Regions from separate parts of the Homo sapiens genome. Here region 2 is linked to region 1. A link is an interaction called in ENCODE POLR2A ChIA-PET data of the cell type or tissue named here. Cell type or tissue: Panc1. All regions are shown on one strand. Links, peaks and the distances in the headings refer to the core of each region. The heading gives the core; the rest is flanking DNA. Region 1 has its middle 45 kb from the start of MC5R. Region 2 overlaps LDLRAD4 (low density lipoprotein receptor class A domain containing 4).

Region 1 (16,293 bases), core at 4,929-9,928:
TGCCCAAAGAAATATAAATTGTTTCACCATAAAAACACATGCATGCGCATGTTTATCATAACACTATCCATAATAGCAAAGACTTGGAATAACCTAAATGCCCATCAATGGTGGACTGGATAAGAAAAATGTAGTACATATACACGATGGAATACTATGCCGTTATAACAAAGAATGAAATCACGTGCTTTGCAGCAACATGAATAGAGGTGGAGGCCATTATCTTAAGCAAATTAACACAGGAACAGAAAACATGTTCTCACTTCTAAGCAGGAGTTAAACATTGAATACACATGAATACAAAGAAAGGAACAGTACATACCAAGGCCTACTTTAAGGTTGGGAGTGGGAGGAGGCTCAAAAAACCTATCTATCAGGGAAGTCCCATTCCGGCTCCCCTCTCTCTTGCAAGAGAGAGAGCTGTTCTCTTTTCTTTTTCTTTCACCTACTAAACCTCCACTCTTAAATCAAAAAACAAACAAACCTACCTATCAGGTACTATGCTTATTACCTGGTTCACAAAATAATCTGTACACCAAACCCCATGACCTGGAATTTACCCATATAACCTGTACATGTATGCCCTGAACCTAAAATAAAAGTTGGAATAAAAAAATGAGCAAATGTTGGTACCATGCATCTTGTACAGACTGCAGAACCATGAGCCAAATAAACCTCTTTTCTTTACAAATTACCTAGCCTCAGATATTCTTTTATAGCAACATTAGATAGATTAAGAATGGAATTGCAGGGTCATAGTACATACATCATGTTCATTTTTAATGAATACTGCCAAACAACTTTCCAAAGTTCCAATTGTCCAACATCTTCAGCAAACTTAGTGGTGTCAGTCTTTCATGTTATTCTGGTAGGCATGTAGTGGTACCTTATGGCATTAGTTTTCATTTCACTGATTATTAATGAGGTTGTGCACTTTTCAGGTGATTATTGGTTTTTGTCCTGGTGTGAAATAGCTGTTCAAACTCTTGCTCACTTTAGGAGGCTGAGGGTTGCTTGTCTTTTTTATACTGACATGTTAATTTTTTAAAATATATTTTTGTGTTCTGTGTACAGTTCCTTTGTTGAATATATTGTGTTGTGAGAATATGTTTAAGGAAAAAAGCTCTTAATTTTAAGGTAGTACATTTACCGATGTTCTTTATAGTAAGCATATTTTGCTTAAATGTTTGTCTGCTCCAAGGTCATGAAATGTTCTGTATTTTCTTCTTTTTTTTCATTTTTTTTATTATTACTATTTTTAGACAGTGTCTCGCTCTGTCACCCACGCTGGAGTGCAGTGACATGATCTTGGCTCACTGCAACCTCCACTTCCCAGGTTCAAGCGATTCTCCTGCCTCAGCCTCCCGAGTAACTGGGACTACAGGCGCATGCCACCACACCCAGTAATTTTTTGGATTTTTAGTAGAGATGGGGTTTCCCCGTGTTAGCCAGGATGGTCTCGATCTCCTGACTTTGTGATCCGCCCACCTCGGCCTCCCAAAATGCTGGGATTACAGGCGTGACCACCGTGCCTAGCCCTCTATGTTTTCTTCTAAACTCTTGTTTTAAATATTTAAATATGAAATCTTACTGAATTGATTTTTGTTGATAGTGTGAGGTAGGGTTTAAGCTAAAAGTTTTTCCTTATGAATTTCCAGTTGGCCCAGCATCATTTTTTTTCTCCAAGCAACATCAGAACAGACCAGCACCATTTGTTGAGAAAAATCATCCCTTCCTTGCTATACCAGTTTTACCTTTGTCATGTGTAAGGTGATCATATATGTGTGAGTATATTTCTGGACTCCATTATGTTCACTGATCAGCTTGTTTCTTCTTACACCAGTAGCATACTGTCTTAATTATTATGTTTTTATAATCAATCTTGATAGTATATTGTGTAAGGCCTCCATATCTGTTTCTTGGTTCTTTGCATTTCCTTCATGATTTTAGAATCAGCTTATAGACAGGGCAATCTTGATATGCATTTGCTGCCACCCACCAAACGCATCATTCAACTGCCTCTGCAGTTTTAACCAGACAACTAAGAGTAATTTATTCCTCTTTTCACCTTAAATGTAACCACTTAAATGAGGCATTCTAAGCTTCCTAACAACACATGAACAAGCAGGACTGAAGCAGCCTCTTGAGGCACAAATCCATAGGTACTTAGGAAATTTAGACATACTTTCTTTATAAGGCCATTCTTGTATGGCTATAAAAAAATACTCAAGACTGGGTAATTGATAAAGAACAGAGTTTTAATTGGCTCACAGTTCTTCAAGCTGTATGGTAAGCATGGCAATGGTGTCTTCTTGGCTTCTCAGGAAGCCTCAGGGAACTTTAAATCATGGTAGAGGGTGAAGTGGGAGCAGGCACATCACATAATGACAGCAGGAGCAAATGAGAAAGAGTTGGTGAAGGGAGAAGTGACCCACATTTTTAAACAATTGCATCTCATGTGAAATCAGAGGGAGAGCTCACTTATCACCAAGGGGATGACCCAAACTAGTAATGAGGAATCAGCCTCCGTAATCTAAACACCTCCCACCAGGCTCCATCTCCAGCATTGGGGATTACAACTCAACGTGAGATTAGGGCAGGAACAAATATCCAAACTGTCATTCTGCACCTGACCTCTCCCAAACATCATGTCCTTCTCACATTGCAAAATAAAATTATGCCTTCCCAATAGTCCCCCCAAGTCTTAACTTACTGCAGCATTAACTGAAAATTCCAAAGTTCAACGTCTCATCTTGGACAAAGCAAGTTCCTTCCAACAGTGAGCCTGTAAAATAAAAAACAAGCTATTTACAATGGGAGTATAGGCATTGCATAAACATTCCTGTTCTAAAAGGGAAGATCTGGCCAAAAGAAATGGGGCTACAAGCCCCACACAAGTCTGAAACCAAGCAGGGCAGTCATTAAATCACAAAGCTCCAAAGTCATCTCCTTTGACTCCATATCCTACATCCAGGGCACACTGGTGCAAGAGGTGGGCTCCTGTATTAGTCCATTTCTTACACTGCTATAAACCTACTACCTAAGACTGGGTGATTTATAAACAAAAGAGCTTTAATTGACTCACAGTTCTGCATGGCCGGAGAGACCTCAGGAAACTTACAATCATGGCAGAAGGTGAAGGGAAAGCAAGGTATATCTTACTTAGTGGCAAGAGAGACAGCGTAAGGGGGAACTGCCAAACACTTTTAAGCCATCAGATCTTGTGAGAACTCACTTACTATGATGAGAACAGCAAGGGGGAAACTACCCCCATGACCCAGTCACCTCCCACCAGGTCCCTCCCTTGACATGTTGGGATTACAATTCAAGACGAGGTTTGGGTGGGGACACAGACCAAACCACACCGGTTCCACAGGCCTTGGACAGCTCTGTCCCTGTGGCTTTGCAGGGTGCAACTCTCCCAGCTGCTCTCACAGTCAGGAGTTGAGTGCCTGTGACTTTTCCAGGCACAGAGTGCAAATTGCTGGTGCATCTATGATTCTTGGGTCTGGAGGGTGGTGGCCCCCTTCTGACAGCTCCATTAGGCAGTACCCAGTGGAATCTCAGTGTGGGACTCTAATCCCACATTTTCCCTTGTCACTGCCCTAGTAGAGGTTCTCTGTGATAGTTCTGCCCTTGCAGCAGGCTTCTGCCCGGACACCTAGGCTTTTTGATACATCCTCTGAAATCTAGGTGGAGGCTGCCAAGCCTCATTCACTCTCACATTCTGTGCACCCGCAGGCTTAACACCACATGAAAGCCATAAAGGCTTATGGCTTGCATTCTCCAAAGTGGCAGCCTGAACTGGCCCCTTTAAGCCCTTACTGGAGCTGCAGTCGCCTGGATGCAGGTAGCAGTGTCCTGAGATTTCACAGTACAGCAATGACCTGGCTCTGGCCCATGAAACCATTCAGCCCTCCTAGGCCTCAGGGTTTGTGATGGGGGGTGCTGCTGCCAAGGTCTCTGAAATGCCATTAAGGCCTTTTCCTTATTTTCTTGGCTATTAGCACTTTACTCCCTTTTAGTAATGCAAATTTCTCTAGCAAGTCGTTGCTCCACAATCTGCTTGAATTCCTCTCTCTCAGAAATTGCTCTCTCTCTCTGAGAAATTCCTTCCAATGGATACCCTAAATCGTCATTTTGAAGTTCAAACTTCCACAGATCCTTAAGGCATGAATGCAGTGCAGGCAGGTTCTTCGCTAAGGCCTAACATGCACGACCTTTTCTCCAGTTCCCAGTAAATTTCCCATTTCCATATGAGACCTTGTCAGCCTGGAGTTCACTGTTCATATCACTATCAGCATTTTGGTCACAACCATTTTACCAGTCTCTAAGAAGTTGAAAACTTTCCCTCACCTTCCTGAGCCCTCCAAACTCTTCCAACTTCTGCCCTGTACCTAGTTCCAGAGTCACTTCCACATTTTAAGGTATCTTATAGCAATGCCCCACTCCTTGGTACCAATTTTTTATGTTAGGCCTTTCTTGAATTGCTATAAATACCTGAGACTGGGCAATTTATTTTAAAAGAGGTTTAATTGGCTCACAGTTATGCAGACTGTACAGAAATCATGGCAATGGTATCTGCTCAGCTTCTGGGGAAACCTCAGGGAGCTTTCAATCATGGCAGAAGGCAAAGTGCGAGTTGGCACATCATATGGCAAAAGCAAGAGCAAGAGAGAGATAGTGGTGGGGAGGTGCCCCACACTTTTAAACTACCAGATCTTATGTGAACTTAGAAACGAGAGCTCACTTATCACCAAAGGGATGGCCCAAGCCATTCATGAGGGATCTGCTCTTATGATCCAGTCACCACTCATCAGGCCCCATCTCCAACACTGGGGATTACAATTCAACATGAGATTTGGGTAGGGCAAATATCCAAACTATATCACTTTCCCTTATCAACCATGGCTTCTCAGATTTAAAGGTAGATTTCCTACCACCCTTATCAGTGGGATACAATTTACTTTGTAAAAGCAAACACTCGGGGAGTAGTCAGCAAAGAGCAATTGGCCACTTACATAAAGGTTAGATGTCAGGAGGTAATAAGCCTGCAGAAAGAATTGTAAAGGCAGAAATGTCACAGCCTGGCTTGTAACTCTTTTTTTTCTTCAAGACGGAGTTTCACTCTTGTTGCCCAGGCTGGAGTGCAATGACATGATCTCAGCTCACTGCACCCTCTGCCTCCCAGGTTCAAGTGATTCTCCTGCCTCAGCCTCCTGAGTAGCTGGAATTACAGGCACGCACCACCGCGCCTGGCTAATTTTTTGTATTTTTAGTAGAGACGAGGATTCACCATGGCCAGGCTGGTATTGAACTTCCGACCTCAGGTGATCTGCCCACCTCAGCCTCCCAAAGTGCTGGGATTACAGGTGTGAGCCACCATGCCTGGCAGCTTTTCTCCAGACAACTTTTCATATTATTTATAACTATTAATTTTTCCAGCAATGGCAATCCAATCATACCAGTAAATTGAATAGAATTTTTAAGAGTTTTTTCCCAAGATTTTTTTCTTTCTTTCTTTTTGGCATGTATTACTTCTCCTAAACTGGTAATAAAATGAAGTTACCACTATATGCAAATACATTGCTCTTCTCACAAAAGCGAATATATCACTTTTAATCACATGGTAAATGTTTTCACTATTTTTTTTTTTTTTAAGAGATAAGGTCTTGCTCTGTCGCCTAGGCTGGAGCACAGTGGTACGGTCATAGATCACTGCAGTCTTGAATTTCTCAGCTCAAGCAATCCTCTTGCCTTAGCCTCCCAAATAGCTAGGACTACAGGCACATGCCATCACACCTAGCTAATTCAAAAAATTTTTTGTATAGACAGGGGTCTTGCTATGTTGTCCAGGCATGTTGCAAACTTCTGGCCTCAAGCTATGCTCCCACCTCAGCAGTTGAAAGCACTGGGATTACAACCATAAGCCACTGTGTCAGGCCTTTTCCATTATGTGATGATAATAGTGATAGCTAATATTTTAAAGCAGATACCATTAATTACATCATCTTTTAACTCTTGCCAGCATTAATACAAAATAAATGCTGTATTATAATTATTATTATTTTTTCTTTTTCTTTTTGAGACGGAGTCTTGCTCTGTCCCCCAGGCTAGAGTGCAGTGGCGTGATCTTGGCTCACTGCAAGCTCCGCCTCTCGGGTTCACGCCATTCTCCTGCCTCAGCCTCCTGAGTAGCTGGGACTACAGGTGCCCGCCACCACGCCTGGCTAATTTTTTTTTTCTTTTTTTGTATTTTTAGTAGAGATGGGGTTTCACCGTGCTAGCCAGGATGGTCTCGATCTCCTGACTTCATGATCCACCCGCCTCAGCCTCCCAAAGTGCTGGGATTACAGGTGTGAGCCACCATGCCCAGCCTATTATTATTTTTTTAATGATGCTGATGAAGAAAACAAAGTTGAATGGAGCTAAATGGCCCAAACTCAATGAATGAGTGTTGATGCTGAACTTCCATCCAGACTTGTGAGAATACAAACCCAAATTTCCTAACCTCACTATATTGTGTGTATTGACTATGTATTTATGGTCATCTGAACTCCAAGAAACCTTTAGAAATTATACAGTCTTGCACCTTTACTAGGGAGCATTTGAAAGTGAACACTTAAAGCATCAGATGGATGAACATGGATTTAAATTTAGCACCAGATATTGAGATCTCTTGGTGAACTACTCATGATTTATCAAAGAGGCATTCCAAGAATAATTATTGTTATTTACATTAAGTCTTCATTCTGGAATTTTACTGTACATGACAGATAATTAATTTTACACTGTATTGGCTGAATGGTATTAGAACTTTTCCAGATTTTTCTTTTTTAGAAAACTTAAACAGAAATATTTTGAACAACACAGGTTTGAACTGTGAGGATCCACTTTTCTGCAGATTTTTTTCAACCAAACATGGATTGAAAATACAGTATTCACGAGATGTGAAACCCACATATACAAAGGGCTGACTTTTCATGTACACAGGTTCTACAGAGTTAACTCCGGGACTTGAGTATGCAGGGATTTTGGTATACTTGAGAAGTCCTAGAACCAATCTCCCATGTTTACTAAGGGATGACTGTATATAGTCTTTCAAATTTCTTATATGATAGAATATAATTTTAAGTTATGTATGTTTAATTTAGATCAACATATTAAAGTCCTATAAATGTTGTTTATAATGTCTTTCATATATAGAAGGATATTTTTTTCTAGTTTTTTTCATTTACTAAGTCAAATGCCTTTATTTTAAATCATGAAAATATTAGTATAATTTGTTAAATATCATTTGAAATGATACAGTTTTTGGTTTGGGTACAAAATATATATTAAAATATATTTAACTTTTAATTTTTAAAATATATTTTACAGGTTATGCCATTAACTTAACATATATTTTTAAAGTTAATGGCATAACCTGTAGAATTAATGGCAATTTCAATCTGTCCACATATGTTCTAAAAAACACACAGGTGGCCAGGTGCAGTGGGTCACTCCTGTAATCCCAGCATTTTGGGAGGCTGAGGCTGGTGGATCACAAGGTCAGGAGCTCAAGACCAGCCTGGCCAAGATGGTGAAACCCTGTCTCTACTAAAAATACAAAAATTAGCCAGGCATGGTGGCGGGTGCCTGTAATCCCAGCTACTTGGGAGGCTGAGGCAGGAGAATCGCTGGAACCCGGGGGGCAGAGGTTGCAGTGAGCCAAGATTGCACCATTGCACTCCAGCCTGGGCGACAGAGTGAGAATCTGTCTCAAAAAAAAAAAAAAAAAAAAAAAAAAGAACAAAACAAAAAACAAACAAAAAAATCCCCCACATAGGCTAACAAGAAGAGTAAATAAAAATTACCCATAGCTCACACATACAGCTTAACTAGGAGACAGAATACTATATAAACTACAGTTTCCATTGAAGTAGTTGGAGGTTGGGGTGGCGTAAATAGAAATAGCTCCAGAGTCTACACCAGAGCAGTTTCAGAAGGAGACAGTACATAAAATAGAGAGGGCAGTAATAAAATAACCATCAGAAATTGAGAGTGCCACCCTGAGTAGACGAATGATGAAAACAATAAATTTCTTCCGTGGACTCATGAAAACAGCTATTATCTGGCAAGCCCAGCAGGTGGGCCAGGGTACAGAATGACCACTGGTAAATTTAGATAGTGACAATGCATAAAGAAAGTCATCAGAATGATTTGATAAAAAAGACTTAGTGGAGGCGGAGTAGAAAACAGGTTTGAAGCTGGGCGCGGTGGCTCATGCCTGTAATCCCAGCACTTTGGGAGGCTCAGGCAGGTGGATGACGAGGTCAGAAGTTTGAGATCAGCCTGGCCAACATGGTGAAACCCTGTCTCTACTAAAAATACAAAAATTAGCTGGGCGTGGTGGTGCGCATCTGTAATCCCAGGTACTCAGGAGTCTGAGGCAGGAGAATTGCTTGAACTGGGGAGGTGGAGGTTGCAGTGAGCCAAGATTGCACCACTGCACTCCAGCTGTGGGCAACAGAGCAAGACTCCATCTTGGGAAAAAGAAAAAAAGAAAGAAAGAAAGAGAGAAAGGAAGGAAGGAAGGGAGGGAGGGAGGGAGGGAAGAAAGAAAGAAAATAGGTTTGATTGTTGGAGAAGATCTCAAGAGGTAGCATTTGAGCTCAGACCCGAATAATCATATAAGGCAAGAATGCCCCAGTCTAGGAGAATAGCAAATGCAAAAGCTTAAGTCAAGAATAAGACTGCAATTTCAGAAAATGAGAGTAAGTTATTTGAGTTAATTGAGTAAAGTGATGAGTGTTATATAATGGATGCATAGAGATAGGCAGGGACCAGGTAATGTAAGACCCTGTAGGTGGTGGAAAAAGTCTGGATATTTTTCTGAAGTCAATGGAAAGCCACAAGGGGTTTATGAGATATGAATGTAATCATCCATTCTATGTTTTTGGTAACCAAAGCAGCAGGATATTGGTATAAAAATAGATACATTGACCAATGGATCAGAATGGAGAACTGAGAAATAAAGCCACATATTTACAGCCAACTCATCTTCAACAAAGCCAACAAGAACTTACATTGGGGAAAGGGCACCCTCTTCAATACGGTGCTGAGAAAATTGGAGAGCCAGTTGCAGAAGAATGGCGCTGGACCCTTATCTCTCATCATATACAAAAGTCAGCTCAAGATGGATTAAAAACTTAAATGTAATAACTGGAACTTTAAAAATACTAAAACCTAGGAAAAACTCTTTTGGACATTGGTCTACGCAAAGAATTTATGACTAAGACCTCAAAAGCACAGGCAACAAAAACAAAAATAGACAAATGGGACTTAATTAAACTAAAAAGCTTCTGCACACAAAAAGAAATAACAGAGTAAGAGACAATTTGTTGAATGGGAGAAAATATTTGCAAACTGTTCATTCAACAGAATACTAATATCCAGAATATACAAGAAACTCAACAGGAATTCCATTAAAAAGTGGGCAGAGGGGCCGGGTGCGGTGGCTTATGCCTGTAATCCCAGCACTTTGGGAGGCTGAGGCGGGTGGATCACGAGGTCAGGAGATCGAGACCATTCTGGCTAACATGGTGAAGCCCCATCTGTACTAAAAATACAAAAAATTAGCCGGGCTTGGTGGCGGGCACCTGTAGTCCCAGCTACTCAGGAGGCTGAGGCAGGAGAATCGCTTGAACCCAGGAGGCAGAGGTTGCAGTGACCTCAGATCATGTCACTGAACTCCAGCCTGGCAACAGAGCAAGACTCCATCTCAAAAAAAAAGTGGGCAAAGGATACGCATAGACATTTCTCAAAAGAAGACATACAACTGGCCACCAGGTATATGAACAAATGCTCAACATCACTATCAAAGAAATTCAAATGTCAATAAATTTTAAAGTATTAAAATCATATACAATATTTTTCTACCACAACAGAAATTTATAAAAGAAGAAAATTTGGGAAATCCACAAATATTTGGAAATTAATACACTTTTATTTTCATGGACCAAGAGAGAAATCACAAAATATATTAAGTGGAATGGAAAAAACACATCAAGACACATGGGATGCAATGATAGCAGTACTTAGAGGGAAATTTATAGCTACAAATACATATTAGAAAATACGGATGTCACATCAATAAACTAAGCTTTCACTCAGTAACTGGGAAAAAAAACTAAACTCAAGACAAGAAGAAAGAAGCAAATAATAAAGATTAGAGTGAAAAATCAATGAAATAGATAACAGAGAAGCAATAGAGAAAGTTGGTGAAATTAAAAATTAGTTTTTTAAAAAATTCAACAAAACTGACAGATCTTTAGCTAGACTGATCAAGAAAAAAAGACAAATTAGTAAAATGAGAAATGAGAGGACTTCACTATCAAATTTATAAAAATTAAGGGACTATAGTGGAATAACATGAACATATTTAGGTCAACAAATTGGACAACTTAGATGGAATAGACTAATTTCTCCAAAGATAAAAATACACTCAAAATACTAAAAATGACTCAAGAAGAATGAGAAAATCTGACTAGTAAAAAAAGGTAATCAGTGCCTTAAAATCTCACCAAAAAAGCCCAGGCCCAGATGGTTTCACTGGTGATTTCTCTCACATTTAGAGAAATAATACTAACCCTTTATAAACTCTTCCAGAATAGAAAGGAGAAGGGAACAATTCCCATCTCATTCTATGAAGATAGTATTTGCATATCAGAGGCAAAAAAAGGGCATTATTTTTTAAAAACCTACGGACAAATATTTCTTACAAATGTAGATGCACAGATCCTCAACAAATCACTAACAAGCAGAATGCGGCAGCATATACAAAGAATTGTACACCATGATCAAGTGGAATTTATTCCATAGTGCAAAGGTGACTTAATATCTGAAAAGTAATATATTGCACTGTACTAATAGAATGAAAGATAAAACCACATAATCATCTCAATAGATGAAGCATTTTTACAAAATCCAACATCCCTTCATGATGACACTCAGTAAAACTGGAATAGAAGGGAGCCTCTTTAATCTGATAAAAGCATCTACAAAAACCTACAGCTAACATTATAACTAAAGATAAAAGAAAATAAGAAACGAGGCAAGGATGCTCAATCTCATCACTCCTATTTAACATGGTACTGCAGGTTTTAGCCAGTGTAATCAAGCAAGAAAATCAGATATGTATAGATAATCCTTGGAAATTCACAAAACTGTGAGTTCAGCAAAGTTACATGATACAAAATCAATATGCAAAAGTATTTGTATTTCTATGTCTTAGCAATGAACAAATTAAAGATGAAACTGAGAAAAAATGTAATCGACAATAATAATAATGCAGGAATAAATGTAACAAAGTGTAAGGCTTGTACACTGAAACTATAAAAAGTATTGCTGAGGGAATTAAAGATCTAAATAAGTGGAGGGATATTTCATGTTCGTGGATTGGAATGCTCAGTATTGTTAAGATGTCAGCTCTCCTCAAATTAATCTATGGATTCAACATAATACGCATAGAAACTCCAGCAGGCTTTTTTTTTTTTTTTGCAGAAATTAACAACCAGATCTGAAACTCTATAAATTAATGCAAATGACCCAGCATAGTCAAAACAATTCATAAAAGGAACAAAGTGAAAGAACTTATACTTCTTGATTTAAAAAATTACTATAATTCCAAATAAGACAATGAGTGTGGTATTGGAATAAAGATAGACATCCAGATCAATAGAATGAAATGTAGAGTACAAAAATAAACCCTTATATTTAGGTCCATTGATTTTCAAGAAAGGTGCCAACACATATGGGGAAAGAATAGTCTTTTTGACAAATAATGATGAAACAGTTTTAAATCTTACCTCACACTATATGCAAAAATTAATTCCAAATGGATTTAAAACCTAGTTTAGGAACTGAAACCATAGGATCTTTAGAAGAAAACATAGAGAAAAATCTTCATGACCTTGGGTCAATCAAAGGTATTTTGGATATGACACTAAAAGAATACATTACAAAAAAATTGACAAATTGGACTTTGTCAAAATTTAAAACTTTGTGCATCAGACAATGTCATTAAGAAAATAAATAGACAATCTACATAACGGTAAAAAATATGTGCAAATAATATTTATGACAAAAGTCTTCTATTCAGAATATACAAAGAACTTTTACAACTCAATAATAAGGCAAACAGTCTTGTTTACAAATAGCCAAAATATTTGAATAGACATTTCACAAAAGATATGAATGGCAAAAAGCACAGGAAAAGATAGTCAACATCATTAATCATTCAGAGATTCAAATTAAAACACAACACAATAACACTTTTCACCCGTTAGAATGGCATAATCAAAATAGACAGTACTAAGTATTGGGGAAGATATAGAGAAAAAGGAGCTCTTGGCTGAGTGCAGTGGTCAAGCCTGTAATCCCTGCACTTTGGGAGGCTGAGGCTGGAGGACCACGAGGTCAGGAGGTCGAGACCAGCCTGGCCAACATGGTGAAATCCTGTCTCTACTAAAAATACAAAAAATAGCTGAGCATGGTGGCGGGCATCTGTAATCCCAGCTACTCGGGAGGCTGAGGCAGGAGAATCATTTGAACCCCGGAGGCAGAGGTTGCAGTGATCCCAGATCGCACCATTGCACTCCAGCCCGGGTGACAGGTGATAGGGCAAGACTTCGTCTCAAAAAAGAAAAAAGAAGAAGAAAAATAAAAAGGAGCTGTCATACACTGCTGATGGGAATGTAGAATGGCACAGCCACCACTTTGGAAAGCAGTTTAACATTTTCTTAAAATGTTAAACATAAATTTACCATATGACCCAGCAATTCCACTCCTGGATATCTACCCAAAGAAAATGAGAACATATGTCCACACAAAGACTTGTTTAGGAATCATAACAGCTAAAAGCATTATTCACGACAGCTAAATGCACATGTCCATCACGTGGTGAATAGATAAACAAAATATGATATATCCTTATAATGGAATATCATTAAATAATAAGAAGGAGCTAACTTGTTATCCACGGGTGAACCTCAAAAACATGCTAAATGAAAAAAGTTGGATTTGAAACATTACATATTATATGATTCTATGTACAGGAAATGTCCAGAAAGACAAGTCTACAGAGCAGATATCAACAAACATTTGGCATAAAGGGCAATACAGTAAATATTTTAGGTTCTGTTGGCCATAAAACAAAGCTCTCTTACAACTATTCAATTCTGCATTTTTCAGGAGAAAGCAGCCACAACATATATGTAAATGAATGGGCAGAACTGTGTCTCCGTAAAACTACAGTTGATCCTTGAACAACACAAGTTTGAGCTGTGTGGGTCTACTTATACATGAATTTTCTTTCACCTCTGCTACTCCTGAGACAGCAAGATCAACCCCTCCACTTCCTCCTCCTCAGCCTACTCAATATGAAGATGACAAGGATAAAGACTTTTATGATAGTCCACTTCCACTTATTTGTGATAGTCCATACTATTATGAATAGTAAATATACTTTCTCTTCTTCATGATTTTCTTTATAATGTTTTCTCTAGCTTACTTTATTTAAGAATATAATAGATAATACATATAACGTGCAAAGTGTATGTTAATCAACTATTTATTTTATTAGTAAGGCTTCCAGTCAACAGTAGGTTATTAGTAGTTATGGAGTCAAGTTATATGTGGATTTTTGACTGTGCATGGAGTTGATGTCCCTAACCCCTACATTGTTCAAGCATCAATTATATTCATAAAAACAGGCCACAGACTGGATTTGGCCCATGACAGTAGTTTGCAGACTCCTGCTATAGAGGAAAGAGTACATTAATGGTTGTCTGGAGCTGGGTGGGGGTGAGGAGGGTGACAACTGCAAGTAATTGAAAAAGGTGAAGGGGAATATTTTGCAGATAACAGGAGTTGCAAACTACTATTAAAGAAGAGCAAGAGGAGAAAAGTCAAAGAAGAATATGCAACAGAGAGGATTCTGTGAAGACAATGGAGTAGGAAGCACCAGGAGTAATCTCACATGCCCAGGGAAAGGCACAGACTCAGAAAATACCTAAGAAATCTTTAAGTTTACACCTCAAGCTAATCCTTGGCACAGAGACAGCCTACAATAATAAAAATCAATACACAAATAAAAACAATAACAAAAAAACCCCCACAGTTCTCTCTCCGTGCAGCAGTCTCCTCTCTGGTGGGGTGCCTGGAAGTGCTCCAGCCACTCTGACTCCCAGCTCTGCCTGACTCCTGGCTAGCTGGCTAGCCCAACTAGCAGCCTGCCTCCCTGAACTTCCAACTCTGCTCCTCAACTCAAGGAGGCTGCCTGTGTTCCCAGCTCTGTGCCATATCCTGGGAACTCTCTAAGCAATAAAACTGAGGCAATCATAGGACTCACCCGGATAGTGAACGTTGTACCAAATAGGTAGTTTTTCAGTCCTTGCCCTGGCCCTCCCTCCCTCCCTACTTTTGGAATCCTCAGTCTCTACTGTTCCCATCTTTATGTCTGTGTGTACCCAAGGTTTAGGTCCCACTTATAAGCGAGAACATGCAATATTTGGTTTTCTGTTTCTGCATTAATTCTCTTAGGGTAATGGCTCCCAGTTGCATCCATGTTGTTGCAAAGGACAAGATTTCATTTTTTATGGCTGCATAGTATTCCACAGTGTATATATACCATATTTTCTTTTTTTTTAATTATTGTACTTTAAGTTTTAGGGTACATGTGCACAACGTGCAGGTTTGTTACATATGTATACATGTGCCATGTTGGTGTGCTGAACCCATTAACTCGTCATTTAGCATTAGGTGTATCTCCTAATGCTATCCCTCCCCCCTCCCCCCACCCCACAACAGTCCCCAGTGTGTGATGTTCCCCTTCCTATGTCCATGTGTTCTCATTGTTCAATTCCCACCTATGAGTGAGAACATGAGGTGTTTGGTTTTTTGTCCTTGCAATAGTTTGCTGAGAATGATGGTTTCCAGCTTCATCCATGTCCCTACAAAGGACATGAACTCATCATTTTTTATGGTTCCATAGTATTCCATGGTGTATATGTGCCACATTTTCTTAATCCAGTCTATCATTGTTGGACATTTGGCTTGGTTCCAAGTCTTTGCTATTGTGAATAGTGCCACAATAAACATTCGTGTGCATGTGTCTTTATGGCAGCATGATTTATAATCCTTTGGGTATATACCCAGTAATGGGATGGCTGGGTCAAATGGTATATACCATATTTTCTTTATCCAATCCACCATTGACAGCCACCTAGGTTAATTCCATGTCTTTACTTGCTTTTTAGAATCAATTCCTTACCCATACTTTTTCAAAGTTGTTTAGTTTTTTTCTAGCCTTTTGAAATGAATGCTCAATTCAGTGATTTTAATATATTGTGTATAAATATTACCTCCTTTAAGGCTATGAATTAGCCTCTGAAAACAGCTATATAGTCAGCCCTTCATATCCATAGGTTCTGCATCTGTAGAGTCAACCAATTGTGGATCAAAAATATTTGGGGAAAAATGATGGTTGCATCTATACTGAACTTGTACAGACTTTTTTTTCTTGTCATTATGCCCTAAATAATAGAATATAGCAAATATTTGTAAAGCATTTACATTGTATTAGGTATTATAAGAAATCTAGAGATGATTTACAGTATACAGGAGGATGTGCATAGGTTATATGCAAATACTGTACCATTTTACATCAGGCACTTGAGCATCCATGGCTTTTGGTATCCGTGGGGAGTCCTGGAACCAATTCCCCATGAATACACAGAGACAACTGTATTAGCGTATTGGTTGTTATGCTTCAAGCTACAAGGAATGGAAAACAACTACAAGTAGCTTAAACAAGAGAGAATTATTATCCCATTGTATTAACTATATTTTGTTATCTTCTGCATTCATGATAATCTGGCATTTGAGGCCTTGATGCTGGAGAAACTGCCCCTCCTAGGATTAGCTCGTTCCTAAAAAGCAAATGACTCCCCTGCAATCACACCTTTTTTATACAAACCAACCGATCCAGAGCCCACAGTTATACCTACTTCATAGGACTGGTGTAAGGAGTAAATGATTATGTGTGTATGCATATATGGGTGTATGTATGTATGTATGTATGTATCTGTCTGTCTATCTATCTATCTATCTATCTATCTATCTATCTATCTATCTATCTATCATCATCATCTCTATGTATAGGCCAAGTTAAAAACATATAGTGGATTCTCAATGTTTATTTCATTCTCCCTTTTATAGTTGTAGCTAATATAAAATCAAAAACTTTTCACA
Region 2 (13,871 bases), core at 6,294-11,293, 120 kb before region 1:
AAATTTAAAAATGTTGCTTCCAGCCCAGATCCTAAATGCTAGTTCTCAGCAGCTGCGTGGCTTACCGTTCGCCATTTCCACCACCGCCAGCTGCCAGCACCGCTACAGATCACAGAGATGTGAACAGACAATGGAAAGCACTCTTAGCCTTGCAGTGGTCTACATTTTTTAGGAACCAATATTTCAGCATTCTTTATTACCCGGCACGCTGTGTCCTTTGCAGAGTTCAAGTTTATGTTACTGCCAGGGTCAGACAGTCATTTGCTGCTGCTGCTGCTGCTGCTGCTTCTCGAACTGGATGCATTAGGAAGCTGCTGTCTGAGTGTAGGAATGTCTTGCTAAGAAAGCAATGTCTTCCTTCATCCTTTTCTTTCTTCCCTCTGCGTGTCCTTGTTTTTGTGTAATGCGGGAGAGGGTTAGAGCTATAGAGATTATATATACACTATCCGTGCACATTATATATATGTAGATATACCCCTATCATGTCAGAGATCTGCATGTCAGTTTTTCAGCAACTAAGGTGCCTCATGTTCTGAGTTCAGCAGATATAGGAACCAAGCCGCCCCCTCCTGCACTTGATGCTCCCACCTTTGTTGTGCCTCACTTAAAATGGTGCTTTTTTCAGTTGTCTGTCTTTTCTTATGTTTTTATTTGTAAGGTGCTGTATATAAGTTGAATATATTATGCACATATCCTACCCAATGGGTAGAACAAAAAGTTGTTAATACTGTAATATAATGTATAGATGATACCAATTTTAACAGAAATGGCATAGAATTTGTGAATGCCTATGTGCTTTGTCCTCTTTTGTAAGGAAATTTGCAAATGGATGCATACAGATTAAAGTCTATGTAGTTTATTTTCCTATTAAATATCAATATTATAACACAAGAGAAAGAAGTGTGAACAAACAAGCAACAGTTTATGACCAGCGTATATATAGCAATGGAAAGTTGCATCTTTGCTGTGAAAACACTTTAAAGAAAATACTTTTTAAAAAATCCCACAGCTTTTTGGTTGCCACTAGACGCTTCTTATTTTAATCATTTTAGTAATGCTCAGCTGGACCAGTGTTAGTTATATTTGAGTCAGAAAAATGTTGTTTTTCAACTTGCTTTATAATCTCCTGCATCTATCTCCTGCTGTAGCATCACGAAGGTGTCAGGCAACAGTGAAAAGTGCACATTTTTGTTGTTGCAGAAACTGTGTCAGAGGAATAAGTAAATCAGCCTGCAGCAGAAGACTTTGTTCAGCTCCAGAGGCATCTGTGACCGTCTGTGTCCAAGTCTCTCTGTGCCTTTTTCTTTTACAAACTGAAGCTGTGGAGCCAATGAAGTAACAGTAGAGATTGTAGGGAAAGAATACCTCAGGAAAAACAAATACACTTACAAGAAGACCCTGTTCTTAGAAAATGTGTTTAGTTATGGGTTAGCACTAGAAGAGACTTGGCTGTCAGCCAGCCAAGTGAAGGACCTCTCATCCATTCCCATTCATGTCCCATCATAATACGGACCCAAAAAGCAAACTCGGTTTTGCCATCAGTTAGAAATTACGTTTTGGATTGTATATTGTTACATCTCTCTTCCGGCTTAGTTTTTAGTGTCTGATTGTGACCTCTGCATTTATCTTCAAATACCCTAATTTTAAAACAAAAGAACAAGAAAAGTTTATAACACCATGTTCACTAAAACCACGGTTGAATCTTGGGTGTGGGCATCCTTTCGAGTGTTGTCCATAAGAGCAGTTCGTGGAATTTTGCCCATCTGACCCATATTATCAGCTTATTCTGCCACCAGAGTAGAGTCTAATAAATTCCAAAGTTTTTATTTGCTCCATGGTGTATGTTCTGACTTTGAAAATGTCAGATTCTATAATCATACCCCTAACATCCAGGAAACAAATGACAGATTATCTTTAAACTGAAATTGACTCTACAATGCAACCCTTAATGCTGAATGGATTAAAAAAGTCAGCCCTTTTAGTATCTGTTTGAAAGGGCCGTAAAAAGTTGACACTTTTGTTGTTGTGGATCCTGCGTGTCTAGACCCACGTGTTGTTTCCATCGTATACTGTAGGGTGCACCCCTTGGGATTCATCATTAAGAACTGAGGCTCACTGTTGTCAGAAACAAAGCTCCCACCCCCCAGGTTCAACCTTGTGGGAGAACTGTTGAGCATGAGAATGTTCTAGACTCAGAGGTACTAAAATTTGTTACCACATCATTGCTTCCTTTCTACAGGACGAATTGAGGCTTAAACTTTACTGTTAATGATACTGGTTCATTTTAATGTGCTTGTTGGTATGTTGCTATTTTTCATTTCATAGCTTTCAAAAATCATGCTAATTGTATACTTGTCTAGTTTAAGGCTATTTTAAAATATGTACAATACTATTCACAGCATTTAGTTCGTTTAATTTTTATTATAAAGCAATCTACTAAAAAAGTACAACTGTATTTGAACTTTTCAATAGTTGTTTGTGAGCTATGATAATCAAAAGTCATTAAAGTCTTTTTTAACAAACATTCGTGCTTACTTTTCAACATAATTCCCAGTTATATACAGAAAAAGATTTCCACCTGTCACGTATCTGCCTCTTTTACCTGAGCAATGGTGTAGTTCTTAGACCTAAGGTCTGTAATTGCAATACTTTTAAAGAAAGATGTTGCTCTAAGTGCTGTTTGTTAGTTATGAAATCAGATTTTTCTGCTTGTTCTTAATGCTGTGGTCAAACCATAGCACAAAATCATTAAAAATAATCAGCGGCATACATTTGTCCCTTGGGTTTTTGTTTTGTTTTTCTTTGTCTTTCAGCAACAAGGCACATGCATGGGGAAAATGCTGTGTGTTTTAAGACCTGTCTCAAAGAAATACTTCCTGTGGCTCCCTAGCTAAACTTCCCACTCAGCTTGTAGTCACTCTGACTTTTCAAAAAAATCACTACTTCATATTCTACTAGAAGCAATTCTGGTCAGATCATGATTCGTTTCCCAATGCTGGGTTCTACACAGGTCATTCAGACAGTCATCAGGTCCCCTCATGCAAGGAGTCCCCAGAGAAACTGCTCACCCCACCTGAGGCGCCCAGGGAGGACTTTCTAGATGCCTCAAAAAGTCTTTGGGTGGCTGTCACACAAAACCGAAATGCTCAGCCCAAAATATGAACAAGATTCCTAACAATGACAACTATTCCACAATGGAACAGACCCCCTCAGTGTGTGTTTTAAACTCCTTGGCATTGGAGGTCTCCAGTCAGTGATAATGTAACAACAGAGAGGCTCTAAATTTCCTACACCGAGAGACTAGAATAGTATTATCTCTATGCTCTAAATAAGAATATGGGTTCACAGATGATGACTGTGTGTGCATAAAACCCCACACGATCTACCAAACTACTAAAGTGGATTTAGCATGGTTGCAGGATATGCAATTTATTTTTGCATTTCTATGTACTTATAATTAGCAAATGGAAACTGAAATTTTGAAAATACCATTCAAAATGGTATGGGCCCCAAATTCTGGTATGGGCCCTAAATTCTAATGGTACATCCATTTTCGATTCTGAATTAAATTCTTTCTTTAAGATTATTTTGGAAAGGGGATTTGAAGAGAGCTATAAGAAGGAATAGAGCAATAGGAAAGTTTCTTTCCTGTCAAACAGCAAATAGTCACTAATTAACCACACCACACTCTGGAATAAATTCTGTAATCTCTGAATTTAGCAAACCATTAGAGAAATATTAAAGATACCCCCCAAATTTGCTAACGCTAACAACTATGCAAACTTTGTTCCTGCAGACAGCTCTGCACAGAAGGAATGAGGGGAATCCAGGCTTGGGATCCCTGCTTATGCAGACCATAAGCAGCAAATCCAGTAAAACCTGGGACTGGCTTCTCACAACGGAGACACAGGGCTCCTCTCTCCCCCACTGTCCCTGGGAGGCTGTACCAGCTGTCACTTTAGAAGCTGTCTCAGAGCCAAGGATGTGGGAACTGTTAGCAGAGGAAACAGGCAAATGAGAGAGGAGAGAGAAAATACAAAAGGTATGCTGAGCTGGTTCCCACTACGGGCCAAGGGGTTCAGCCACACTCGAGAAACCATGCAGGCTGTGCCTCTGAAGGACAGGAGGCTGGGACATCTCATCTGCCCACTGCTGAGGAGTGCCCTTACAGGTTCATCTTCCCAGCCACCCTGGCTGTGGACTGAGCAAGCTCAGAAGGCTTCAGCAAAATACCTGAGACAGAAAAACAAAGGCTTGGAAGTGCTTGGAAACTGCTGGTGCACAAAGGAACCGCCCGCTCTGGCTGGAGCTGAAGCGTGGGAGCCAAGAAGCACTCGGCTCAGATGCCTCGGAGACAGTGCAAACCAAGCGACAGACAGAACGGGCGGGGTTGGAGGGGATGATGGCAGGGAGAGAGGGCAAGCGCTATGTCCAATGCCCACACCACTGCCTTCTGTCTGAACCCCCTCCTTGACGATGGTCTCGACACCACCCTGCCCTGGGCCTCCTTAATGCTCCAAAGCTCGTGAATTTGGGTTCTCCATTGTACTTCAGTGCCACCTGACTGTTCCCAAACCCCTCCAACTTCTGAAGCTAAGCAATTCCTGGCTTTCTTTCACCCACTTATTTTAGTCATTTGTTTTGCAAACAGAAGTGTCAACAGCTGAGCAGAATCCACCTGGCCACACACTCACCTGGTTGCCCTCTCCCCACGGCCAGGGGGACTGCCAGAAAGGCATGCTTGAAATAATCCCTTGGAACCTTCCAGAGACCCACCCAGAGTGGGCCATGGAATAAAGCCCCTATTCTGCTCTCCCATGATGACATGTGCACAGCATATGAGTCTGTTGCTGAGAACATTCTAATTAGATTTCCTTCACTACACTGCCTTGATGTTTTGTTTGAATGGATTCTAATTCAAACACACATTTTAAAACAGCTTCCCAAAAGTCTTAATGTCATGTTTCTGTCAAGACTCTAGCTTTTGCCTTAATAATGCAAACCTCATTCACCCAACTTTACCCTTTCATGCTAAAAAAATCAGAAGTGCAAAAGCTCAGTTTTTGAACATAGCAGAGTGGTGACTAAAAATACTTTCTAAAGGACTTACTAGTAAGCACATACATTTTTTTTTATTATTCTAAAAAAAAAACTGCAGCTGTATATAGCGGCTCTTATATCACTTTCCCTGCTTACGAAGCCATTTTCATTTACAGAGTTGTATTTGTCTCCACTGTTACCAGTCATCTATAAGCACAAAACGTTCTGGCAACCTACACCAGCACCTAGAGCAAGCCACTCCACGCAGGCCCGGGGGCCACTCCACGCGGGCCCGGGGGCCAGGGCTTCAGGGCAGTAGGTGAGGCGCTGTATTTGGCATGGGATTCCCAGGTGATCTGGCTCCTTGAATATTTCCCGCTTACAGTTAAAGGGCAGCACAGGCTTTGAATCTTAATAGACCTGGGTGGTCCGAATATTAGCTTCATCTCAAATTAATTAATGTCCCTGACAGGTTTTAAAGTCTCATCTATAGAACAGCAACAGCGATACTTACCTGGCAGGACAGTTGTGAAGACCCAAGGAATGTGCACGCCGTAGGGCCTGACATGTGGGGCTCCTCGTGAACCATGGCTGTTATCGCTAAAACTTTCTTGTTCTAGGCTGGGCGTGGCGGCTCACGCCTGTAATCCCAGCACTTTGGGAGGCCAAGGCTGGCGGATCACGAGGTTAGGAGATCGAGACCATCCTGGCTAACACGGTGAAGCCCCGTCTCTACTAAAAATACAAAAAGTTAGCCGGATGTGGTGGCACGCGCCTGTAGTCCCAGCTACTTGGGAGGCTGAGGCAGGAGAATCACTTGAACCCGGGAGGTGGAGCTTGCAGTGAGCTGAGATCATGCCACTGCACTCCAGCCTCAGTGACAGAGCAAGACTCCGTTTCAAAAAAACAAAACAAAACAAACAACTTTCATGTTCGAGATTTAATTTAAAAATTTTTTGCCTGAATACAACAGATTTGTAAATGCCCTTCGCCTTTGGAATGCCCTCCACACTAAATGGCTGCAGCTTAAAATCTCAATGAAATAATCACAGCACTCTGGGAGGCCGAGGGGGGCAGATCACCTGAGGTCAGGAGTTTGAGACCACCCTGGCCAACATGGTGAAACCCCATCTCTACAAAAATATAAAACTTAGCCGGGCATGATGGCAGGTACCTGTAATCCCAACTACTCAGGAGGCTGAGGCACGAGAATCGCTTGAACCCGGGAAATGGAGGTTGCAGTGAGCCGAGATCATGCCATTGCACTCCAGCCTGGGCAACAGAGGAGACTCCATCTCAAAACCAACCAACCAACAAACAAAAAAACATCCCAGTGAAATAAACAGGTGCTGATTTTATGCCCAGCAATGAGTACCACAGGGGCTTAGAGCACCGAGTGACAAGGCAAAGACCAAGTCACTGGGCCCAGAACTTCCTTTCCATGAGTTTGAGATCAGCCTGGCCAACATGGTGAAACCCTGTCTCTACAAAAAATACAAAAATTAGCCAGGCATGGTGGCGGGCGCCTGTAAGCCCAGCTACTCGGGAGGCTGAGGCAGAAGCATCACTTGAACCCGGGAGGCAGAGTTTGCAGTGAGCCGAGATGGTGCCATTGCACTCCAGCCTGGGCAACAAGAGTGAAACTCCATCTCAAAAAGGGCATTCCTAACTTCTGAGGGAACACCTATCAATCATCAGAAAGCCATTAGGAGATTATTATTGGCTGTACAGAAACCTAAAGAGGTGGCAGTCTTACACTGCTGGGGTCATCAGAAGGGAAAGGAAAGAGAAATAGAAGGGAACCACCAAGCGGATATTGAAGCCAAAAGAGCCGCAAGGCAGGACCCTCCATTAGAAATGCTTATAGAAGGACCTCTAGTATGGGGTAATCCCCTCTGGGAAACCAAGCCCCAGTACTCAGCAGGAGAAATAGAATGGGGAACCTCACGAGGACATAGTTTCCTCCCCTCAGGATGGCTAGCCACCGAAGGAAAAATACTTTTGCCTGCAGCTAACCAATGGAAATTACTTAAAACCCTTCACCAAACCTTTCACTTAGGCATTGATAACACCCATCAGATGGCCAAATTATTATTTACTGGACCAAGCTTTTTCAAAAATATCAAGCAGATAGTCAGGGCCTGTGAAGTGTGCCAAAAACATAATCCCCTGCACTGCAGGCTATACATTTCAATCCCTGTATCTTTAACCTCCTTGTTAAGTTTGTCTCTTCCAGAATCGAAGCTGTAAAACTACAAATAGTTCTTCAAATGGAGCCCCAGATGCAGTCCATGACTAAGATTCACTGTGGACCCCTGGACCGGCCTGCTAGCCCATGCTCCGATGTTGATGACATCAAAGGCACCCCTCCTGAGGAACTCTCAACTGCACGACCCCTACTATGCCCCAATTCAGCAGGAAGCAGTTAGAGTGGTCATTGGCCAACCTCCCCAACAGCACTTGGGTTTTCCTGTTGAGAGTGGGGACTGAGAGACAGGACTAGCTGGATTTCCTAGGCTGACTAAGAAAATCCCTAAGCCTAGCTGGGAAGGTGACGGCATCCACCTTTAAACACGGGGCTTGCAACTTAGCTCACACCCGACCAATCAGGGAGTAAAGACAGCTCACTAAAATGCTAATTAGGCTAAAACAGGAGGTAAAGAAATAGCCAATCATCTATCGCCTGAGAGCACGAGGGAGGGACAATGATCAGGATATAAACCCAGGCATTCAAGCCGGCAATGGCTACCCGCTTTGGGTCCCCTCTGTTTGTATGGGAGCTCTGTTTTCACTCTATTAAATCTTGCAACTGCAAAAAAAAAAAAAAAAAAAAAAAAAAAAAAACCTCCATCTCAAAAAAATAAAATTAAAAATAAATAAATTACATCTGTTTCTTCTACTTCATTACTTTAGTTATACAGTTGTTTTAATGAAGCACTCTGCAGTGGGGGCGGTGTTTATTATAGCCTTTGTAACAAAATGTGAAAACCCAGAAGGACCTAGGGAGAATAAATGGTTCAAAATCATTTGGCTTCTTGCCTTGCTTCCCCCACACCCTCTCCTGCCCTTCCTCCTTTCCTCTGGCTTTCCTTGTCTGAAGGATTCAGGGAAAGCACACGTGGATCTGGACACTGTCACTCACCATTCTCTCCACTTGCCTAGCTCAGTCCTGAAGCAGCCCTGGATGCACCCAGGGTCCTCGGGCAGCCTCTCCTGTTGACGGGCCTTCTCCTTCTGCGTTCCCTCTGCTGACACTGGCCGACCCACCTCCTTCAGGAATGATATGTGCAAGCACTTAGCCTTGTGCCTTACTGACAACGCCACTGTAAACCCCAGAACACTTTCCTCCTGTCTCTTGCTCTGATACTTCTTTCACCATCTGCTGGTCTCCCTCTGCAAGGGTTCCAGCCAAGGAGAACCGGCGATGGGAGAGGCAGGGTGCCTCAACCTGCTGGGTCCTCAGCAGCCTGATGGAGGGGCCACCGCTTCTACAGGGTTCTCACCACACTTGCTGTTTAACCACCATGAGTGACAAAGGCAAATGCCACACAGCAATTCTAAGCCCATCAGGTGCATGAGACACCAAACACCGCTCACAGACACTGCGGAGGGCACAGACTGGCTGTGTAGCAGGCACTGCAGTGCAGAACTGCCCACACAGTGTATGAGGGGCCAGGGTTTTTGTTTGATTTGCATTTTATTGTGGTAAAAATACTTAACATGAGAGCTACCCTCTTACCACATTTTTAAGCATATAATACAGTACAGGTTTTAAGGTTGGTAATTTTCATGGAATTCAGAGGCCAACCTCTATATTTTGGTGAAAACTAACAGTTCTTAATCTGAACTACTCAACACTAAAATTTTCCACAAATGGCAGCTTCTGATCACTTCAGATGTTCCAGTGATTGGTAGCAATTAAATGGAAAATTCCAATCTGAGCTGGCTCCAAGTATGCCACAAGTACAGGATCAGAAGCTATGACCACTGTCTGACCCTCCTCACAGCAGCAAAGCAGGAAACAGCAAACTCAGTTTGTACCAACGGGGCAATGGGGAATTTCCTGAGGTCAAATCCTCCTTGGATGTGTGAAATATTTAAACTTAGACGCAAAGAAACTAGATTTAATAACTGTTGCCATTACTTGCCTTCTAGTACGGATTTGGATGTTTCAAAATAGTGGCCGAGCACAGGGGTTCACACCTGTAATCTTAGGGAGGCCAAGGTGGGAGGATTGCTTGAGGCCAGGAGTTCAAGACCAGCCTGGGCAACCTAGTGAGACCCCCCCGGCTCTACAAAAAGCGAGCAAAGAAACAAACAACAAAACTGAAATTAGCTGTGCTTGGTGGTGTGCACCTGTAATCCTAGCTACTTGGGAGGCTGGGGTGGGAGGACTGTTTGAGCCCAGGAATTTGAGGTTGCAGTGAGTTACGATCCTGCCACTGTGCTCCGGCCTGGGCAAGAGAGCCAGATCCTGTCTCTAAAAAAATAAATAATTAAAAAAAAAAAGAAAGGGGCTGGGTGCAGTGGCTCACACCTGTAATCCCAGCACTTTGGGAGGCTGAGGCGGGTGGATCACGAGGTCAGGAGTTCAAGACCAGCCTGACCAAGATGGTGAAACCCCGTCTTTACTAAAAATACAAAAATTAGCCAGGCACGATGGCAGGCACCTGTAATCCCAGCTACTTGGGAGGCTGAGGCAGAGAACTGCTTGAACCTGGGAGGCGGAGGTTGCAGTGAGCTGAGATCGCACCACTACACTCCAGCCTGGGCGACAGAGCAAGACTCCATCTCAAAAAAAAAAAAAAAAAAAAAATATATATATATATATATATATATATATATATATATATGTAATTTATATATGGAAATAGCTACCTAATGGCTTTGCCAACACCAAGCCCACCCAGAAAGTGACAGACATCACTGAACTGGCTCACATAAGTCTCCCATCTCATAGTCCATCCCAGGTGAAGGAGAAAATGAAGCTGGAGCATGAGAAATTTTAATAAATACACGTTTCCTTCCTGCAGTCAGAAACTGAGGTCACAGAAGTGACTATCGTCCCATCCTATCACTTTAAGGACAAAAAGATGAAAAGAGATCTAAAAGAAGCTGAAAGGCAAAGAAGATGAAAGCACCAGCAGAGGAGGAAGGAAAGGAATATTTATAATAAATTGACTTGAGCTTCTGTCTCCAAAAATACAAGGGATTTCAGAAGCCCCAAAGCCTGGCCTCTTACCTGAATAATTGGCACCAAAGGAAAGCACTAAACTGGAAGTTGAGATCCCAATTTTAAATCCAATTCTTTTGTATTTCTTTCTTCAACTAAAAATATTGGTTCTAATGTGACCCATGAAATGTCAAATTCATTGGTTCTATAGGCGTAGGGTTTATGTTGCAAAAAACTATTAATCTAAAATGTGTTTGAAATGCAATTAATGAATGTTTCTCAACAAAAATTGCATTAGGTTTTGTGGACATATTTGTTCAATAATATTCTCAACTTTTTGTTGGAATATGAGACTTTTATTTCGGGACCAAAAGAAGTGAGGAATGCAAACTGCGACCCACTGTATCCTGCATCTTCTTGAATAATGAGAGGATAAGAAGTGCATGTTGATGCAACACTATGGCAACAAAGCCCTGTAATTCCAGCTCCAGGCTGCAGCTGAGCACGTGAGGACTTTTGGCACCCTTATCATAAGAGAACCAGAGTCGCCACTATTCTTAGAGAAGCAAAGCAACTGCACTAATTAAGTCACCATATTAAGTGTCCAAAGAAAATACTGACTCAAATGGAATAAAATACACACTAGTCAAAATATGCTTCAGCCATTATAAAGTCACAAATCTTGTACAAAGAGGAGCACAGACGGTAAGGCTGAAATACACGTGTATGAGAAAATGCCATGTGTTCATTAAAAAAAAAAATCACAGGTTTTAGAGTTAAACATCTAATTGGTATAACAGAAGATCCAGAATTGCCATCATTTCTTATCACATGCTTAGAATAGCCTTTACGGAACTATCAAAATAGAGGATAAGGCTGACCTTTGCCATGTATTTGATTAAAAAATGAGGGGAAGTTCGTTTTATCAAAATAAAAAGGATGAAGTTTAGGTTTTAATGTTGTTTCTCTAAGAACTAAAAATGGCCTAGTATCAGTCAAATGCAGCTGGAAGTTCACTGTCCTCTTTCTGGAGACAGTGTGCCTATCCTCCCCTAGAGACTGCAACAGGGAGGCCCACACAGAAGCGTCAAGCAGAACGTGTACCTGACATGCTCAGGGCAAATTTGTCTTTTTCTTTCTCACTTCAAAGTTTTTCTAACATTTACATTGTTCAAAATCCAAAAGAGAAGAAGCTGGACAGAGGGAGGGAGAGGGAAGGGAGGTTGTGTTCAATCCTCACTTTCAAGGACAGTGAAAATCTGCTTTGGCTGCAGGCAGGACGTGTTTAATTGTATTCAACTTTTCTTATGGGGCATGTTGTCCCAGAGAAAACGCACTGAAACATGCTTCTCCACAAGCGCCCTTCATCTGTAGAGACTTGATACTCTGAGAATGCCTCTGGCGGCCTGTGCATCTCTCCACTATGACTGTCCAATCAAGTCACCGGAACAAAGAACAGGCTTCATGTTATACACTGCCCTGGAGGTTTCTGAAATCAGGATGCATTCTTTCTACTAAGAAAATAATTCTTATCATAATTGCCACAAGATAATTATGATCTGTAATTATTATTGTTGGTGACTGTCAATGATGCATAAAGAAGAATACAGCTTGATTTTCAAAGCCTAACCCTGAAGAAGCAAGACAATTAAAAGCTTGTTTTGACTACTTAAAATGAACAAACTTGACACAAAAGTCACAAAGGAAAAATTCTAGAGGGAAAATATCATCAATTGGCCTGACTCAGCATTTCTCAAAGACAAGTTACAAGCGCCAAATGCAGGGGAAAGATGTTTCAAGAACCAGAAGGTCAGGCCAAAATTCATGATTGCAGATGAATTCTGGGAAGGAGGTGTGGTCCCCCAGACCATTCAAGTCCAGAAAGGAAGAATGAGGTCTTGACTCCCATTGTCCTCAGGGAACATGATGCAGTACGTTCTGCAATCTCATTTAGTACTAACTTAATACTACATAACATACAAATGATCCAAAAGAGAACAATGTTAACATCTGCAAAATGAATAGGTAAAATTCCCCACCTCTGGTTCTATAGATTTCTGGCTCAGGTGGTTGAATTCCAAGGCAGGCAGCAAAGAGGCTCCCACTTCTCTGAGTGCACATGTGCCACTCAGGCATCTGGGCCAGTATGATCAGACACACTGAGACACCTCCATGCTCATAAGGACAATTGAGTAGTGAGCTTTCAGTACCAAAAAATGTAAGTGGCTTGCAAAAAAGATATTTAAACAGGTACAAACAACTTTGGTGACATTTAATCTATTTTATTTTAGGCCTTATAGAAACTCAATTTTGAAAATAAAAAATAAATGAAGGCCCCCATTTCAAAAAATGAACTTTGGCCAACAGAAAAAATATGTCCACATTACCTAACAAGTTATATTTTCAGAAGGAATCCTTTAATTCAGAAATGTGTATCTCACAAAAACATCTTCTCAACATATCATTTCAGAAAAAGCAGGAAAGATGACTTTTTTTGCCTCATTGGCTAAAAATCATCTTCTGTCCATTCCATTGTAATTACTATCTTCTACAGCAGCCTGATTCATGTCTGAATTGGTTAAGAAATCCTGAATGACCCAAACCCAACACTAAGAACACAGAAAGAAGCTCAGTGTGTCAAATATACAATTTCCTTCTTTTCTTCAAACATCTTTCTGCGCATACTATTAAGATCTTTAAGGCCAGGCGCGGTGGCTCATGCCTGTAATCCCAGCACTTTGGGAGGCCGAGGCGGGCGGATCACGAGGTCAGGAGATCGAGACCATCCTGGCTAACACGGTGAAACCGTCTCTACTAAAAACACAAAAAATTAGCCGGGCATGGTCGCGGGTGCCTGTAGTCCCAGCTACTCGGGAGGCTGAGGCAGGAGAATGGCGTGAACCTGGGAGGTGGAGCTTGCAGTGAGCCGAGATCGTTATCACTGCACTCCAGCCTGGGCGACAGAGCGAGACTCTGTCTCAAAAAAAAAAAAAAAAAAAAAAAAAAAAATATATATATATATATATATCTTTAAAATTCCTGGAATTATCATCTAAGATCACTGAAACAAGAGAGCCAGTATCTCCATTTCATCCTGAGCATAAAGCATTTGTAAGTAAGTGTAGATTCTGTGACAAATAAACACACGATTATATTTCAAGGGATAAATTTATTATTTTCACTACTGGGAGGTAGGTAATCTCAGTATAAGCATTCTTTTTCTCCTTTCTTGAAATCTGTAAACAGCACCCTGCTGTATGTACAAAAGGCTGTCTCAGTGAAATACATTTTTTGATGTGGTTGGTTTTGCTCTTATTCCTGAATAAACTAAGTCTCTCACCTAATCCATCTTTCATTTCAAATATCAATTTGCTTAGCAAACCCTTTTTGTGCATTTTACACAGGCGAATCTCAGTCCTAGCTCCCTCCCCACCCGGTCAACACACCTCGCATAAATGCAGACATGCCTTTAGCCAGGCATGGTGGTGTGCACCTGTAGTCCCAGCTACTCAGCAGGCTGAGGTGGGAGGATCACTTGAGCCAGGAGTTCAAGACGCAAGTGAGCTATGATCATGCCACTGCACTCTAGCCTGGGTGACAGAGTGAGACTCTGTCTCAAAAAAATAAATATAAATATAAATATAAATGTAGACATGTA

Evidence for each region. ChIA-PET counts read pairs that join two places held together with the same protein. Peaks named below come from ENCODE experiments on the same cell type or tissue, not always from the same donor. Only the 100,000 strongest peaks of a DNase experiment are listed, where the experiment ranks them.
Region 2: POLR2A ChIA-PET joins it to region 1 with 12 read pairs; 2 of 35 experiments call an interaction of 5 or more read pairs at or near these places.

What each region holds. Positions count from the first base shown.
Region 1 is chr18:13,771,373-13,787,665 of GRCh38, forward strand. No RefSeq gene overlaps it. Among named protein-coding and RNA genes, the nearest start is that of MC5R, 45 kb to the right of the region's middle. RefSeq lists an enhancer at 3,676-4,175. In Panc1, for the core only: no CTCF peak of the experiment used is centred there; no DNase peak of the experiment used is centred there.
Region 2 is chr18:13,649,985-13,663,855 of GRCh38, forward strand. LDLRAD4 (low density lipoprotein receptor class A domain containing 4) reads left to right here. Exons shown (of 7, transcript NM_001378100.1): 7 at 1-2,767. It overlaps FAM210A (family with sequence similarity 210 member A), which reads right to left. Exons shown (of 4, transcript NM_152352.4): 4 at 13,363-13,871. Among named protein-coding and RNA genes, the nearest start is that of MIR4526, 46 kb to the left of the region's middle. RefSeq lists an enhancer at 1-75. In Panc1, for the core only: no CTCF peak of the experiment used is centred there; no DNase peak of the experiment used is centred there; H3K27ac peaks cover 389 bases.